2 separate regions of the Homo sapiens genome follow, and region 1 is linked to region 2. Evidence: read pairs that join two places in POLR2A ChIA-PET (ENCODE). Cell type or tissue: MCF 10A. All regions are shown on one strand.

The links. Peaks named below come from ENCODE experiments on the same cell type or tissue, not always from the same donor. Only the 100,000 strongest peaks of a DNase experiment are listed, where the experiment ranks them.
Region 1: POLR2A ChIA-PET joins it to region 2 with 5 read pairs; 2 of 35 experiments call an interaction of 5 or more read pairs at or near these places.

What each region holds. Positions count from the first base shown.
Region 1 is chr16:80,983,627-80,986,126 of GRCh38, reverse strand. The region is part of intron 2 of CMC2 (C-X9-C motif containing 2); the gene reads left to right. Among named protein-coding and RNA genes, the nearest start is that of CMC2, 22 kb to the left of the region's middle. In MCF 10A, no CTCF peak of the experiment used is centred here; no DNase peak of the experiment used is centred here.
Region 2 is chr16:81,126,176-81,128,675 of GRCh38, reverse strand. It overlaps the pseudogene PKD1L2. Among named protein-coding and RNA genes, the nearest start is that of GCSH, 31 kb to the right of the region's middle. In MCF 10A, no CTCF peak of the experiment used is centred here; a DNase peak (open chromatin) is centred at 1,395.

The DNA.
Region 1 (2,500 bases), 140 kb after region 2:
ATCCGCCCGCCTGGGCCTCCCAAAGTGCTGGAATTACAGGCATGAGCCACCGCACCTGGCTCATTGTCACCTTTTTAATAGATCCTTTTGCCTATACAATGCGTTATAAATGTCTTGCCTTGTGTTTCAAGTCCTTAATGAAACTCATCCTTGAGTAGCTGTTAGTCTTCACCACTCTCCCACAGCTCCTTCCCCTTCATTCCTGTGGTTTTTTTTTTTTTTTTTGCAGGTATATGGGAGAATGATATTTCTGTCTTCCAAGCCTTGATTTTTCCTTTGCTGAGCTTAGTGCATTCCTCCTGGCTCCACTTACTGTTTGCTAAACCAGGTCTTATCATCCTTCAGGTTTTCTTCAGCTTAGTTGGTCGTTTCCTTTTCCCTTTCCTGGCCTAGATTCTCCTGGTGCAGTCACTCTGTTTGAGTAGCATCATACATAACAGCTTTTCTCCTTCGTGGCAGTTCTCACACTTTTTGGTCTCAGGACTCTTTTGCACTCTTTTAACATTATTTAGGATTCTAGGGAGCTATTGTTTATGTGGGTGATATCTACAATATTTATTGGATTAGAAATGAAGGCTGAGAAATGAAGAAAAAATTATTTTAAAATTACAATGATAAATTATAATTTTACATGTTAAGATGACATGTTAGCATAGTTATTTTTCACGAAAATCTTATTTTTCAAACCAGAAAAAAGCGAAAAGAATTGCATTGCTTTTCATTTTTTAAATGTCTGAATTAATAAAATATACCTGAATTCTCATGTCTGCCTCTACATTCAATCTGTTGTGATGTTAGACTTCATGTAGCCCCGGGAAAACTCCGCTATACCCTTGTGGGAGGATGAAAATGAACAAAACAAATGTTTTTGTATTATTGAGAAGATAGTTTTGACCTTGTACCTTCCCTGAAAAGGTCTCAGGAACCCCTCGGTGTCTCTGGACTGCACTTTGAGAACCACTGCTTTATGGCAGTGACTTCTTATTTGCCTCTTTCCCTCTGACTATGTACTGTGAGAGTAGGACCCAGATCCACCTTGCTCACTTCTGTGTCCCTGGTACCTGGGACATTGTTCTTTATGTAAAAGGTTCGCAGATATCTGTTGATTCACTTATTCAATCAGTTACTCGGTTGGTTTGGTTCTCAAGAAATTGACACCAGGCACTAGAGACTCAGTCCATGTAAGTATAAGAAAATTGTAGCCTGTGGGCATTTCTTCTACCAATTTCTCTGGGGCACTTGGGTCTAATATTTTTCATGTAACATCACAAGAGTATAATTCTCATTTTACCTTAGTTAATATTGAGGTAAAAGGAAGCATATAAATTAGTTTTTGTCATGGATTTTTGAATTAAGATGTACATATGTGGAATGATATGAATAAATGTCAACTATGTAATATTGCCTCACATTTGAAAAGTCTACTTGACTTGAAGGCATGAAAATGCATTGTCATGTTTATTTGTTGTCAAGGAAGTAGTAGTATAGTAAAATACACAGGAAATATTTATTCTTTGGGAATGATAGAGGAAAGAAAAAAGTAAAATAAAAATTAAGTACAAAAAGTTTTTTTAATTAAAAAATTTATTCTGGAAAGGTCATTAGGTAACAAATAGGAGACTTTAGTCTATGTTAAATGCTTTCTGGAAAAACTGACCACTTATTCAGTGTGGAATTGAAACGTACGTTTAAAATGGTGGTGAAGCAGGAAAAAAAGAAATAGCATGAGGCATAGCTTATTAATTATGTGTTGTCTGGTTTCCATGAAAGCCTTAATTAGAACGAAAAGGAAAAGATGTGCTTATTATTACAACTACCAAGTTCAGCATTTATGACCTGTCATTATAAAACAGATCACCATGCTGTCTGACCCACCCTTGAAAATCGTGAAGTGCAAACACACTAATTATGTTCCTACTGAAATTCAGGTTCTTAACTTCAGGCTTCAGCTTAACCTGCTTTAGAGCACGCATACTTTTTGCCACGATAATACTCATAGGACTAGAAACAACTAGGAGATGTTATTTTATTTTTTAAATCAGACTGAACTTCAGGCAGATTTCCTTATATTGTAAATTAGTGGCTTATTTATATGACCTTTATAGGGCATCTAATGATAGTGGGTTTTTTTTTCTTTTTTTTTTTGAGATGGAGTTTCGCTCTTGTTGCCCAGGCTGGAGTGCAATGGTGCGATCTCAGCTCACCGCAACCTCCACCTCCCAGGTTCAAGCAGTTCTCCTGCCTCAGCCTCCAGAGTAGTTGGGATTACAGGCATATGCCACCATGCCTGGCTAATTTTGTATTTTTAGTAGAGATGGGATTTCTCCATGTCGGTCAGGCTGGTCTCAAGCTCCTGACCTGAGGTGATCCGCCCACCTTGGCCTCCCAAAGTGCTGAGATTATAGGCGTGAGCCACTGCGCGCATCTGTGTTACTTATTTGATGTATTTTGGTGACATTTTGAATGGGGGCAAATGAGAAAAGGGCTCTGGCACTAAGCA
Region 2 (2,500 bases):
TCTCTAATAAAAATACAAAAAATTAGCTGGGCATGGTGGCATGCGCCTGTAATCCCAGCTACTCGGGAGGCGGAGGCAGGACAGTTGCTTGAATCAGGAGGCAAAGGTTGCAGTGAGACAAGATCACGCCATTGCACTCTAGCCTGGGCAACAAGAGCAAAACTCTGTCTCAAAAAAAAAAAAAAGAGGTGGAGGAGGTGGCAAGTTAGGATGCTGAGGACACAGGATGAGGGCTGGTGCAGGGAGGGACCAGGGACAGTGGTGATGGAGAGAACGGGATGGGCACATAAGACATGAAAAAAGTAGGATGGATAGGATGTGGTGACCAGTGGGATGGAGGATTGAGGAGAAAGGGCACAGGCACATCCAGATGGATGACGGGGTGGCAGGTTCCATTCCCTAAGAGAAGTTGTGCGGAAGCACAGTAGATTCCAGCAGGAGAGATGGTGAGGTTATTTGGATAAATGTAGCCTATAGTTGGTGATAAACTTCTCTGGGCTGTCTCTATAATGGGTACGCTGAATTTCACATTAGCCTCAGGCCGGGGAGCTTGGAATGTGTTAAGATTATTTTGATTGCTAGATTTACCCACCTTGTTTTTCTTTTTAGGCTTTATCACTGATGGGAACTCCAAGCTGGTTGGCAGTGCCCAGATTCGTCAAGTGAGGGTCCAGGAAAGCTCTTGCCCTCTTGCCCAGCAGCCGCAGGCATATCTCAACGGATGCCGTGCACCATATTCCCTGGATGCTGAAGACATGGCAGACTATGGGGAAGGCTGGAATGCCACCACCCTCAGTAATGGCAGTACCAGAGCCAGGACCAACGTCAAGGGTATCCCATCTGGGGCAAACTCACTGTGTACCGGGGAGGAGGCTACGTGGTCCCCTTGGGGACTGATCGCCAAAGCACGTCAAGGTAAGGTTGACTTGATTCATTTGTAGCTGAGTAAAGTCTTTTGCTAGAGTCCACATCTGCTTGGGGAATGTAGTCTTCCAAACAGGGCTGAGCCAAGTTCATTCAGGTCCTTGTGGGAGGGCTTGTAGGATACAGAATCATGCAGGTTGTATTTTCAGGTCCCTGGGAACTAAGCCATCTCAGAATTGGAAGGAAAGTCTCTCTCTAGCATTCACAGCCTGGTTGCTTCTGCTAGAGCCAGGCCAGAGATGGGGAGCTCACTACCACTCAAAGCAGTCCACCCTTAGGCAAGAGGGAATTAGTTAAGGATCTGTCAAGAATTATGCAAAATTTGAGGTTTTACCCTACTTGTAAGCCAACAAGCTAGCCTGTTAACTGTTTCACGGATGCTGGCAGAATACGCAATATTCCTGGGTCAGAGACAAAGGATTTTGTTACAGCAAAAGTCATAGCAGAACATTACACTGGTCTGAGTCAGTTGCCCACAAAGGGCCGTGAAAGATGCCTGCATGTGCCTGCAATACAGAGCCTGGGGGCATTTGATGCTTTTACAGCAGCAGAAAGAAGCCTACTCTTTGTCCAAAGGAAGGCATCACCTCATCCCACAAGGTTGCACACTGCAAATACAGCCCTAAGAAGTGACTTGGCTAAAGCACAGCCACGGCCTTGCATTCCTAGAATACCCAGTAAGAACGTGCAGGGATGCTCAGGGTCCGTGAAGACTGACTCAACATGCCCTTGAGACAAGAGACCTAGATTTGAAACCCTGGCGCTGCTCCTTTTAGCTGTGTAGCCCAAGCAAATCAGCAGACCCGCGTGAACCTCAGTTTCCTCCATTGTATGATCATTGCACCAAGGTGGTTTATGATGGTGTAGCCTGTACTCTGTCTACAAACAGGGTCTCCTGGGGTTAAGGAAAGGCCAGGAATAGTCGATTTCGGAATAAGAGGCATTTTTCCTGCTAATTGGACTGACTGCAGATATTCTCTCTCTGGTGGCTGGGTGCAGTGATCATGCCTGTAATCTCAGCTCTCTGAGAGGCCAAGGCAGAAGGAGCACCTGAGGTCAGGAGTTCGAGACCAGTATGGCCAACATGGAGAAACCCCATCTCTACTAAAAATACAAAAAATTAGTGGTGGGTGCCTGTAATCCCAGCTACTCAGGAGGCTGAGGCAGGAGAATCGCTTGAATACGGGAGGCAGAGGTTGCAGTGAACCAAGGTTGCGCCATTGCACTCCAGCCTGGGCAACAAGAGCGAAACTCTGTCTCAAAAAAAAAAAAAAAACATATTCTCTCTCTATCTGCTGCTATGTACCAAGCAGGATGCAGACCCACTGGGGACACAGCATATTACAGGCCCATCATTATTACTGGAAGTAATAACAACTATCATTACTACACACACACAACACACACACGCACATGCACACACATCCCTCCATGTTCTCTAAATGATCTGAAGGCACTGGTGTTAACACCGTTGTAGAGCCGGGCACAGTGGCTCACACCTATAATTCCAGCACTTTGGGAGGCTGACACAGGGGGATTGCTTGAGCCCAGGAATTTGAGACCAGCCTGGACAACA